2 separate regions of the Homo sapiens genome follow, and region 1 is linked to region 2. The links are chromatin contacts, found by POLR2A ChIA-PET in ENCODE. All regions are on one chromosome and are shown on one strand. Each heading gives the region's core, a stretch centred on a gene start or an enhancer-like site at or near the end of the contact. The rest is flanking DNA. Distances are from core to core; before and after follow the strand shown. Region 1 holds the start of LINC01993 (long intergenic non-protein coding RNA 1993). Region 2 holds the start of TRIM65 (tripartite motif containing 65).

What was found. ChIA-PET counts read pairs that join two places held with the same protein, here RNA polymerase II (POLR2A).
Region 1: POLR2A ChIA-PET joins it to region 2 with 14 read pairs in H1. The contact joins the promoter of LINC01993 here to the promoter of TRIM65 in region 2. POLR2A ChIA-PET finds 5 or more read pairs at or near these places in 2 of 52 experiments (H1 and Panc1).

The regions. Positions count from the first base shown.
Region 1 is chr17:78,275,566-78,281,998 of GRCh38, forward strand. It overlaps LINC01993 (long intergenic non-protein coding RNA 1993), which reads right to left and starts at 2,927. Exons shown (of 7, transcript NR_073178.1): 1 at 2,879-2,927. RefSeq lists enhancers at 682-951, 1,182-1,231, 1,793-2,626, 2,627-3,460.
Region 2 is chr17:75,895,658-75,901,561 of GRCh38, forward strand. It overlaps TRIM65 (tripartite motif containing 65), which reads right to left and starts at 1,294. Exons shown (of 6, transcript NM_173547.4): 1 at 867-1,294. The coding sequence starts at 1,280. MRPL38 (mitochondrial ribosomal protein L38) reads right to left here. Exons shown (of 9, transcript NM_032478.4): 5 at 5,544-5,616; 6 at 5,325-5,370; 7 at 3,859-4,017; 8 at 3,501-3,637; 9 at 2,987-3,329. The coding sequence ends at 3,193. RefSeq lists silencers at 564-1,133, 1,164-1,643 and enhancers at 1,011-1,720, 1,721-2,428.

The sequences.
Region 1 (6,433 bases), core at 1,677-4,176, 2.4 Mb after region 2:
CACCGTATGGATAGACCATAGTTTGTTTATCCATTCATGCATCCATGGATACTAGGGTTGCTTCTATCTTCTGGCTATTGCAAATGAATAATGCTGCTATGAACGTGGGTGAACATATCTCTGAGTCTCTGCTTTTAATTCTTTTGGGGATAGATACAGGAGTGGAAGTGCTGGGTTATACGCTAATTCTATGTTTAATTTTTGGAGCATCTCACCACACTGTTTTCCACAGCAATTGTACCATTTTCCATTCCCACCAAAATTGAGTGCACAGGGCCAAGCGCTGTGGCTCACACCTGTAATCCCAGCACTTTGGGAGGCCATGGCGGGTGGATCACTTGAGGTCAGGAGTTTGAGACCGGCCTGGCCAACATGGTGAAACCCCGTCTCTACTAAAAATATAAAAATTAGTCGGGCCATGGTGAAGCATGCCTGTAATCCCAGCTACTCAGGAGGCTGAGGCACGAGAATCGCTTGAATCCAGGAGGTGGAGGTTGTGGTGGGCCGAGATAGTGCCACTGCACTCCAGCCTGGATGACAGTGAGACTCCACCTCAAAAAAAAAAATTGAGTGCACAGGATTCCAATTTCTCCACATCTTCACCAACACTTGTTATTTTCTGTTGTTTTTTTTTTAAAAAAAATAGTAGCCGTCCTAATAGGTATTGAGTGGCGTCGTCTTGTGGTTTTAGTTTGCATTTCAGGCTCCATTTGACTTCGGCTGGTTTGAGGTGAGTTTCTGTTTCTTGTAACTGGCGCTAGTTCAGGTAGGCTCAGCAGCTGCAGAACTCAAAGAGATATGTTCACCCGCGTTCATAGCAGCATTATTCATTTGCAATAGCCAAAAGATAGAAGCAACCCTAGTGTCCATGGATACATGAATGGATAAACAAACTATGGTCTATCCATACTGTGGAATATTATTCAGCCTTAACAAAGGAAGGAAATTCTGACCTATGCTATCATGTGGATGAACCTTGGAGACATCACACTAAGTGAAATCAGCCAGTCACACAAAGACACATACCAGCTCAGCAGCTGCAGCACGGTAGCCAACAATAGCAGCTGTGGCTTGTGGAGAAGTTTATTTCTCCTTCTGTAACAGCCCAGGGCGGGTGCACCCGGTCTATGCAGCCCTACTCCCTTAGGGGACCCAGGCGGATGCTGCTTTGCTACCTTGACGTGGAGTTTCTGAGCTCGCTCTGCCGGTTGCCACCTGGGTCCCCAGGTGGGAGGGTGGAGCACCTGCCAGGATTGATGGGCTAAGGGCGGAACTTTCCCCTTGCATTCCATCAGGGGTATTTATCTTTTTTTTTTTTTTTTTTTTTTTGAGATGGAGTCTTGCTCTGTCACCCAGGCTGGAGTGCAGTGGTGCGATCTCGGCTCACTGCAACCTCCGCCTCCCAGGTTCAAGCAATTCTCCTGCCTCAGCCTCCTGAGTAGCTGGGATTACAGGTGCCACCATGCCCAGCTAATTTTGTTATTTTTAGTAGAGACGGGGTTTTGCCATGTTGGCCAGGCTGGTCTCAAACTCCTGACCTCAGGTGATCCGCCCACCTCGGCCTCCCAAAGTGCTGGGATTACAGGAATGAGCCACCGCACCCGGTCTCAGTTGATATTTCTAAGAATCTGCATAGAATAGACCAGCCGACCCTGGATCCTATCAGAGGGTGGAGGCTGGGAGGAGGAAGAGGATCAGGAAAAATAACTAATGCGTACTAGACTTAGTACCTGCGTGCTGAAATAATCTGTACAACAAACCCCAATGTCACGGGCTTACCTATATAACAAACCTGCACGTGGACCCCTGAACTTAAAAGGTTTTTTTAAAAAAAGAGGGTCGGGTACAGTGGCTCACACCTGTAATCCCAGCACTTTGGGAGGCCAAGGTGGGTGGATCATCTGAGGTCAGGAGTTCCAGACCAGTCTGGCCAACATGGTGGAACCCTGTCGTCTCTACTAAAAATACAAAAATTAGCCGGGCATGGTGGTGGGCGTAATCCCATCTACTCGGGAGACTGAGGCAGGAGAATTGCTTGAACCTGGGAGGCGGAGGTTGCAGTCAGCCGAGATCACACCACTGCACTCCAGCCTGGGCGACAGGGCAAGACTCTGTCTCCAAAAAAAAAAAAAAAGGGGAAGCCTGTTGCCCAAAAGGGCTGCTGTGGTACCTAAAAATGTGGGCTTTCTCCTTCTGGGAGGGGGTAGGAAGAAGTCGCCCCCACTCTCCAGGCCCACGGCTGCCCCGCCCCTGCTCACCAGCCGGCTGGCTGTGGCAAAACTAAAGCCTGCCCCGTGCCCTGAGCCCGGCATGTTGTTCAGCCTCTCTGAAATGGTCTCCTTGGATCATGGGCAGAGATGGTACGATGGGATCCCACCCGAGGGGTCCCGGCCGGTGCTCACGGGGCTGGGACCAGCTGCTCTTACTCTGTTTTTCTACCTTTCTCAGCCACTTGGAGGAAGAGAGAATTTTGTTACCTTTTACAGGTAAGGACGCTGAGGTTCACAGGATAAGTCACTTCCAGCCAGGTGTGTGTGACCTCAGATCCATACTCAGAGGGAGGTGGGCTGGGCAGAGCCTCCCACCTGCTCCCCTGGAGGCCCATGAGTCTGGGCACTGGGGCCCCAATTCCTATAAACCGGGGTTGATTACGGAGGACTCCCCTCACCTGCAACCCCGCCTCCCACCACAGAGCCCAGGCAGCAGGGAAGCCTGGAGACAGGCGCAGAGCCTCTGGGCCTGGGTGCCTACCCCTGCCCACCCCCAGGGCCTCAGGCCACAGGAGACCACCTAAAGCAGGAGCCGGGAGTAGGGCCCAGGCTGGGCTGGCACAGCTGGGCCTGTGAGGGGTGGAGGGGCCGCTGGGGAAGGGACTTACCAGCAGCAGCTCTGCTGGGACCTGGGAGGCTCTCCTCATTTCCAGTAACAAGCGGGGGTGGGGGCAGTGGGAGGGAGGAGGCGGCTTTCCCCAGGTGCCAGCTGTGCTTGAAGACAGCCTGTCCCCTCTGCTGTCTCCTGTTCTCAGCTCCTTAATCCCCTCCCCGACCTCGTAGTTGACTCCTGGGCTGACTCCTCCCCTGGAAGGGAAAGAAGAGCCGGGCTCACCCACACCCAACAGGTGCAGCAGCTGCTTGAGGTCACAGTTGCTGAGAAGGGAAGCTGAGGCCAGTGGCAGCTCCAGCCAGGGTTGGTGCAGCCTGCTGAGGGGTCGAGGTCACCCAATCACCCACCCAGCTCCACCTGCCCCCACCCCTCCCACCCAGCCTGGCCACCAGCCCAGACACCTTCCTCACATGGCCTGAAGACCCCTGCTGACCTGTGGCACCATGTGGCCCAGCAGGGTGGCCAGGCTGGCCGGGGTCATGGGGTGGGGGACGCTGCTCCCCACCTGCCCTGGGGTGGTCGGTGCTGTTGGGGAGGCCACTCTCTAGGGGCATCTGCCAGGTAGGCAGACCAGAAACTTACCCCGAGTTCTGTGACCCGCTCCGGGGAGCGGGGCATCTCATGTCCTCTCAGCCACGTCTGAAAGCTGGGACATGGCAGAGTGGGCAGGGCTGCCCTCTGAGCTGACCCCCTTCCCCTCCTCCCCATCTTGTCTCTCCTCAGATCTAGGGCTCACTCTGAGGCGTGGGTGACACTTGCCCCCCAACCCCAGCCTCTTCAGTGCAGGGAGGCAGGGCCTGAACTTCGGAGGGCCTTGGGGCAGGTTCCTGGGGCTTGCAGTGAGGCCTCCCCTTTCCCAGGGAGAGGAAGGGAGAAGCCGCGTCTGGCGAGGGAAGCCTGTACCCTCACCCTCACTGTGTCCAGATCTGCACCCCTAACCTGGCCTGGGGAGACTGGCACCAGGTGGAGCTGGTCCCCAAGGAGCCCCAAACCCCAGAACATCTGCTGCAGGGGTCAGCTCTCAGGGGGCCCCAGGGCCAGTCCTCTCTGCACCCCACCTTCCCTGCTCAATGTGGCTTGTAGGAGGTTATGCAAAGCATTATGCAAAGCACATGCAAATGAGACCCAACCACAACTGGTCACTCTCTCCAGGCAAGACCACTGAAGCCCTCTGGTCATCAGCAGGAATGCAGGGGCGCCTATGGCAGGCCGGACTCCAGGTCAGGCCTTGGGGCAGTGAGGAAGAAGGTGCATGCCAGGTAAGCTATAGTCAAAAGGGAGGGACACACACCACCAGGCGAATGAATGAAGCAAATCAATGGCACTCCTCCCTGCCCCAGAATTCAAAATGACAGACCGGTGCAGACAGATGCATGTGTGTTCTGAGAGGTGGTTGTGTACAAGCAAGCTCACTCCTTCAGTCTCCCATTCATTCACTTATTCTGCAAACTCGGTGTCTATTATGAGCCTGGGCTGTTCCAGGGGCTGGGGATATCCCAGCAGATGAAAATGCCTGCTTTGCAGGGCTCCAGTAGGGAGAGAAAGATACAGGTGACAAGTCAGGATGAGCAAGGAGGACACACCGGTGTATGTTCCAGAAACCATAAGGAGGCTGGAGCCAGGCACAGGGAGCCCTGGGCCTTGGGAAGAGTATGGTCTGTGCAGGGGCCATGTAGTGGGAGGGGGCCCTGCAACATCAACCCAGGTGCCCTGGGGAGGTTGTGGTGGAAACAGGCAGAGCACGGAGGGAACCAAGTTCCCCGGGCAGGAGATGCCAGGGGCTGCGGCCAGGGGTGGCAGTGGAAGGGCTGAGAAGTGGTCGGATTCTGGGTTAGGAAGAGAAAGCTGCCCTTTGCCCTCTGAAGCTTCGCCGAAAAATCAGCGGACAAAAGGCAGATTCATAGGAGAAAAGGCTCACAAAATTTACTGTAACTGCATAGCACAGGACTCCCCGGACGTGATTACCCAGTAATCCAGAGGGGTCCAGAACCTGCCATGCCCTTCCTCATGGGAGAAGAGGTGGTGGGAAACCACCTCTTTGAGGCAAAGTCAATGATTTTTGGGGGGAAATGAAATGAATGGGCCCCTTGCTCAGACAATGGTTAGTGAATAATTCTCTTTGGGAATCAAATAGGACCAAAGAACAGACAATGGTTTGGGAGGAAGTTGGTCTGGGCTCTAGGTGTGGTGGTTCATTGCAGCCTCTTCCTTTGTGATGTGAGTTTTAATCTTCTCCGGTTAATAACATTTCAGGGAAGGCAATTGTGTTCCTCTTGGCCAGTCTGGTTTCTAGGTAGTTAAGGAAAGTCCGAGAACAGCCTCATCCTGTGCTTTGGGAAGACATGGGGCTGGAGGTAGGTCAGAGAGACCTTGGGGCCCCTTCTTGTCAAGGCGCCATATTTTCTGAGCCCCAACAGTGTATTTTGGGAATGCTGTTATATTTCCATCTAATTTGCATTAAGGAAAAGCTATATGTGTTTTGGTGCCTGGGTACCTGTGTTGGGGAGGCTGGGAGTGGGGACAGAGTGGGGGAGGGCATCTTCTGGGTGCTCTGCAGACCCAGGGGTCTGTGGTGTTCTCCTTCAGGGCAACCCCCCAAAACCCACCACCCAAACTCAGCGAAACTACAAGGTGGGGCTGTGATGGGGCCTAGAGGTTTATGTAACAATCATGGGAACGGAGGTCCTCACCCGTGGAGGCCCCGCTAGGGGTTGAGCCTATTCCAGGGGTTCCCTGGAGTTCACCTCTCCTCACTGCCTCCTGTTCTTATTGGTTTTCTGGTGGGGGAGGAAGGGGCAAAGCCGCTCTTCTGTGAAGGTGGATGTTTTTTTTTTGGCAGCAGCTGAAATCCATTTGCTACTAGGCCTAGGAGTAAGTGGGCGATCAAAACTGAATCGTGCAGTTTTTACTCCAAAACAAGCCCTGGCTCTTTAAGACTTGGGGCTGATTTTCACTCTCGGGTACCTGGGGCGAAGGTCGGGAAGCCAGGCCTTCTGTAAAGCTTTTAAGGACAGAAGGTGTAGCCTCCCAAGTTAGCACACTCTGGAGCCCCGAATGCAGTTGCCCTCTACAGACCTGGTCAGGGCCTCACCCTGCAGCCCAGGGGAAGGGACTGGGGGCTTTAAAGCTCTCGCAGGTCTCTGTTTGGCTGTGTGGCCCAGGACCAGCTCCTTCTACTCTCCTGCTGTGAATCAGCAGCACCACCCCCGACTTAGTAGCATAGTGTGAGGCTGACGTGCACGTGGGTGTGAATCCCGGTCAGCGCCACTCGTTGTGCCTTTGCGCTTCAATGGTCCCTGCCAAGGCTGTGGCAGCAGCTCCTGAGCTCCCCACCATACCTCGCCTAAAGCCTTAGGGACAAGTTCAGCCACCTGAGACCAAAAGCGCCCTGCCTGGCTAGCTCTAAGCCTCCAAATAACCCCTGGGATCCCAGCAGTTCTTCACTGTAAGAGTTTACTTGTGGCTGGGCATGGTGGTGAACACCTGTAGTCCCAGCTGCTTGGGAGGCTGAGGTGGGAGGATCACTTGAGCCCAGGAGGTTGAGATGGTA
Region 2 (5,904 bases), core at 44-2,543:
CCTTCCTCCTCCTGGCCCGTTTAGCAGGGTCACCCCAACCCCTCTATCACATGCCATGTGCTTTCCTCACTGCATTTTGTAATAATACATTCACGCCTTACTGGAACACTGACTTCTTAAGTGGATTCTAAGTCTCTTAAGGGCAGGGAGCTCGTCTGATCCATTTACCAACAGCCCCCATAGCCCCCTCGCCCTCCACAACCCCGCACAGCGAATGAAAGGAGGCTCTCGGAGCGCAGGAGACACACGACGGTTCTCTAGCGCTTGGGCACGGAGCAGGGAGCTGCTGCCTCACGCCCAGGCTTTGTTCATCCAGAGGGCACCGAGCAGCTTCTGAGACCCACCCTGTGTCACTGGCCGGGCTGCATATCCCAGTCTGATGCACAGACCCACGATTTTTTGTTTGTTTATTTTCTGAGACGGAGTCTCGCTCTGTCGCCCAGACTGGAGTGCAGTGGCACGATCTCGGCTTACTGCAAGCTCCACTTCCCGGGTTCACGCCATTCTCCTGCCTCAGCCTCCCGAGTAGATGGGACTACAGGCGCCCGCCACCACGCCCGGCTAACTTTTTGTATTTTTAGTAGAGACCGGGTTTCACCGTGTTAGCCAGGATGGTCTCGATCTCCTGACCTCGTGATCCGCCCGCCTCGGCCTCCCAAAGTGCTGGGATTACAGTCGTGAGCCACTGCGCCTGGCAGACCCACGACTTTTATAATCAGCTCCCAGGTTGGGAGAAGCCCCTTACAGATGAGGCTCCCCGCCCCCGCCGGGTGCCCGAGAGAGCAGGGCGCGGCCCGCAGGAGTCACCCGGCGGTGGCCAGGCTGCGGCGGGTCCGGACCCCTCCCGCTCCCGGCGGATGCGTCACCTCGCGCTTGAGGCGCTCGGCATCCAGCAGCGCCCGCTCGTGGAGGCGACACTCGCGCACGGTGCACACGCTGCACACACAGCGGCCCTCGGTCCGGCAGAAGAGCTCCAGCGGCCGCCCGTGGCGGGGGCAGCGCGCGGCAGGGTCGGGGCCGGGGCCGGGATCGGGGCCGGGATCCCGGGCGGGCCCGGCGCGCACCACCTCCAGCACGCCGCTGAGGGCCACGTTGCGGCGCAGCTCGGCGCCGTCGGGAAAGGGCTCCCGGCACTCGGGGCACGCCTTTCCGCAGCGGTCCCACCAGTCCCGGATGCAGGCCCCGCAGAAGTTGTGGCCGCAGGGCAGCGTCACTGGGTCCTGGTAGAGCCCCAGGCAGATGGCGCAGGTCAGCTTCTCCTCCAGCAGCTGCGCGGCCATGGCCCGGCGGCGGCGAGAGCCAGGCGGGCCCCGGGCGTCTTAAAGGGACCGCGGGCCTCGCGCGCTGAGGGCGCCTGGGCGTGGCTAACGCGGGGCGGGGCGAGATCCGGGCGGGGCGGGGCGAGATCCGCGCCCGGGAAGGCGGAGGGGGGCGGCAGGCCCTTCTCTGACACCCTCGACGAGCGACCGCCGCAGGGGCCTAGGCCACCCCTGCCCACCTCGGCCTGGCCCGCTCGAAGGTTCCGCGTTCCCGCCTTGCGCCCCTCCCTCCGTTAGGGTCCACGCCACCCCGGCTGAGAGCTGAGTTCGGCTCTCTAGGGTCCCAGCCTGGCGGGTCCATCCCACCCCCCTGGGCCTTCAGCCCAGGTCCTGGAGACCAGAGGCTCGAAAACCCCGCCAGGACTCCGGGCTTCTGACCACGGGCCGCGCGGAACCTCTTCTGGACTCATCTGCCAGTCGCCTAACAGCATAGACCCCCACCCCCAACAATCCCCCGGGGCTTGGCGATGAAACGGGCTGGCGGGCTCCCTGCAGACCCGAGCACTGCTGCACTTTTTCCTGGAGCTGGGTTTCGGACACTTGCCAGACTGGGGTGTCTCCCTTCTCTGGGCTACACGTAATTTTGGTTCTTTTAAAGTAAACAGCGAGATGGAAATGTCTGGTCACCAAGAGACAGGGACCAGTTAACTGGTATTTTTCAAATGGCCCTGAATGAATACACAAACCAGCTTTCATCTGCAATCAGCATCCCCTCTTCCTGCTGCCCTCCGCTGGGGAGAGTTCCTTGCCTGGGGTCCAAGCTGATCTGCAGCCTCAGTATTTACAGGCACTCCAGCATTTCCCCTGAAGCTGAGCAGGCAAGGCGGGTCTGGGGCCTAGCGCCCACCTACCTGACAGTGTGTATCAGGCCAGGGGGAACCCCAGGAGAGTACGGCCTTTCTAACCAAGCTGGGCTGATGTTGAGGCGGCACGAGCTCTCACTGCTGCAGCAAGCACTGCGTCCTCTGTGCGGCCATAGACGAAGTTTCTTTCTGGACAAAGTGCACGGATCTACCCTCCACCTACTAGTTAGCCAGACTTCTGCTTTTGGTAAGGGAGAAACAAAACACCTAACCATCCAGCCGCAAGACTCCATGGGTTTTCTGACCCTGAGCAGGTCTCTTGAGACACGCTGTTGCCTACCTAATGTGGCTTCTCCTCCCAAGCATGGGGTGGGGGCTGGAGCCTGTGCAGAGGGTCAGTGCTCGGGCAGGCACTCTCTCTCCAGGGGCCGGTGGGACCCCCCTGAGGCACAGAGCCAGTGCTCAATAAATGCTCCTTCCTGAGCCCAGCTGCTCTGCTCCACTTTTTCGGGGAGCTGGGTTTCAGGAACCTGCTGGATTGGGATGTCTCCCTTCCCTGGGCCACACCTGTTTTTGGCCCACTGCCTGCTTTTGCTTCGGATCCCAGGGCCCCTGACACCCTCAGAAGACGGAGGTGAGGACGCACTTAGTGGGGTGGGAGGCAGCCCGTTTCCCACCCATGAAGCTCCATCGGGGTCCTCTGGCCCTGGAGCACCGACCCAGGCCAGCTATGGCAGAAATCCCTTTTTTTAAAAAATACAGGCAGGGTCTCATTATATTGCCAGCTGGTCTTGAACTCCTGGGCTCAAGCGACCCTCCCTTCTCAGCCTCCCAGTGTTGGAATTACAGGTGTGAGCCACCAAGCCCGGCAAGAAATCATGTTTATTCACATTCCCCACCCCACCACCTGAGAGTCACTTTCACTCCAAGCCCTGGGCCTGACGGGAGGGGGCCAAAGAGGGGGGCTGCCTAAGGCAGGGCCCAGACCCCACAGTGTGGGCCTCTGGAGCTGTGTCTTTACTCTTGCTGCCGATCAATCCCATGCTCTGAAATGCGCACACTCTGGCTCCTTAGTAGATGCCATAGGTGGGCTCATGACTGTCCCTGTACCGGTCCAGGTAGCGCAGGGGCTGCCGGTGGGGGAAGCGCTTCTGCTTGGGGTGGTAAGGGGGCGGCCGCACGAACTCAAACACCGGCTCCCGCATGTCTGCAAGAAGAGTGAGGGGTACGGGGTGGTCTGCTGGCCTGCGCCCCCTCAGGCTGAGGCCTGCCCACCAGGGACCTGCCGCAGCCTTCCCCTAACAAAGCTTCTCCCTGGCAGGGCAGGCGAGGCCTGGGAGCTCAGGCCCACCCAGTGCCCCAGCCCCATGGCCCTTACCCAGAAGCTGGTGGAAGATGTAGGTGACGGAGTCATCCCAGCGGCACTGGAAGAAGGACAAGCCGGCTGGAGTCATGGTTTCTTGGTGTTTCTTGTAGAAATCAAAAGTGCGGAAGGTCCGCTGGGCCAGCTGATAGCTATGAGAAGATAGAGAGCGTATGAGAGTGTGGAGTGGGGCACCAGAGCCCCTCACCCCGCCACCCCAACAGGTAACCCTGAGAGGCCCCTGGGAGTCTGCTAGCACCCTATCCTGCTCTTCTGCCAGTCTCAAGGCTGAGGTCAAGAGAGAACTGAGCAAGAGTGACCGTTCCAGGGGAGCTGGCCTGAGGCCGGGTTATGTGTGGGTGGTGTAGATTACCAGGGTGAGGGGCGTGCGTCCTCAGAGAAGTCAATCGGCTGGTCCTGCTTGAAGAGCAGGAAGGCAAGACGGTGGATGCCGGAGCCTCGGGCAGGGAAGGGGGGGAGGTAGGGACACGTCACCTGTCCTTCAGCCACCCGGTTACCCGGGATGTTGGTTCTGGGAGGAGGAAAGTCCCGGTTAATTACCACTCCAGGGAGGCAGCAGGAGTGTCCCCTCAGCTCCATGCACACCCTAGAGGCTGACATGACTCCCTGGGAGGACAGCTCTAAGCATCTCTCTCCTGGGACAGAGGAGGCAGCCAAGCTCTGTGAACGCCGGGACATGCTGCAAATACGGGAAGCGGGCTGGAGGAGCTCCGAGTGGGGGACAGGGCTCCAGAGAGCATCAGCTTGACAGCAAGGCCATGCAGCCGCTTCCAGGCCCCGGGAGCCGGTGGGTCCGCCACAGTCACTGAGGCTAGAAAGCCAGGCCACTTTTGGCTGCTTTTCCCTCTGCGTCCTGAAGTCTCCAGGACCTCGTCAGGGAGTGTGTGCCCAGCCTGGCACAGGGGCGGCCAACGCCTCAGGCACAAATCCCCAGAGGGTCCTGCCGCATAGGCTGGTAACAGTTGAATAAAAATGACGGAAACCAGCCTCCCAGTCACTGTCCCCAGTTAACCAGAAGGCTCAAAGTTGGGGTCACTGGCCTGACCTCTGCCCCCTGGCCTGGTGTTCAGAGCCAAAAGCTACCAAGATGGAAGGCCGCCCAGTCTGGGCCCAGGGAAGGAGCGCCCAGTGGTTCAAGGAGCACCTGGGGGACGCCACAGCTGCTAGGCCTCTCCCGCTCCTTCTCCCACGTGACTGTCACAGTCCACCTCACGCTGAGTAAGGCATGTGGTGCCATTATCCCAGTTTTACAGGTGAAGAAATGAGTTTAGAGACGAAGGGCCCAGGCATGGTGGCTCACGCTTATAATCCTAGCACTTTGGGAGGCGGAGGCGGGCAGATCGCTTGAGCTCAGGAGACCAGCCTGGGCAACATGGTGAAACCCTGTCTCTATAAAAAAATACAAAAATTAGCTGGGTGTAGTGGTTTGCACCTGTAGTCCCAGCTACTCAGGAGACTGAGGTGGGAAGAGCACCTGAGCCCAGGAGTTAGCGGCTGCAATTAGCCATGATTGCACCACTGTACTCCAGCCTGGGGGACAGAGTGAGACCCTGTCTCAAAAAAAAAAAAAAAAAAGAAAAGAAAAGATGAGGAGGCTTGTGGGGACTGACCGAGGCCTACTGCAAACTTTGTCTCCTGTAGCTGTCTTCAAGTAGACACGTGGATCCCAGGGCCCCTAACACCCTCAGGAGGCAGAGGTGGCAGGTGAATTCAAGGTCCCATGGGTAGTCCATGAAACTCAGGAGCAGCTCAGTCCAGGCTCCCAGCTCCTCTTCCCGCCTGGGCAGCACCCCCTACCCCCAGTACTCCAGTACTCACAGCAGCCAGTGGAGGTACTCAGCATCTGGCTCCAGCAGGTGCCCATCTGCACAAAAACACACCTGCTGACCACGGCCCAGCCGACCACGGCCCTGCCACCCCCTCCCTTGTTAGGAGCCAGCGCTGGAGATCTCCACCTGGCCCCTCCCCCAGCCCCCCAGGGCCCTGGCTCATAGGAGGTGAGCGGGGCAGGAGGCCTGGTGAGCCCCAGACACCCACCCAAGCTAGTGAGTAGCAACGTCCACAAGGAGCCCTCTTCTGCCTCATAGGTCACCTCTGGCGCTTGGGCAGCCTGGCAGGGTGAGAAGGAAGCTGTCAGCCCCACCAGGGACAGGCCAGCTGTTGCAGGGAGCCTTGGAGAAAGGGGTGCCCACTCTGACCCAAAAGCCCTTGACAACCCCTGGCACAGGCAGGCAGGCAAAGGGATGCGTAGAGAAGCAGCCCTGCAGAGTTGCCTGTCCAGGCAACAACCACAAAAACGAACATGTGCCAAGGCCGGGCCAGGAGGGCACACCACAGACAGCAGGCTGGTCACAGGAATGTGCTAAGACAGAGCCTCTTTTTCCTTCATTTTGTTCTA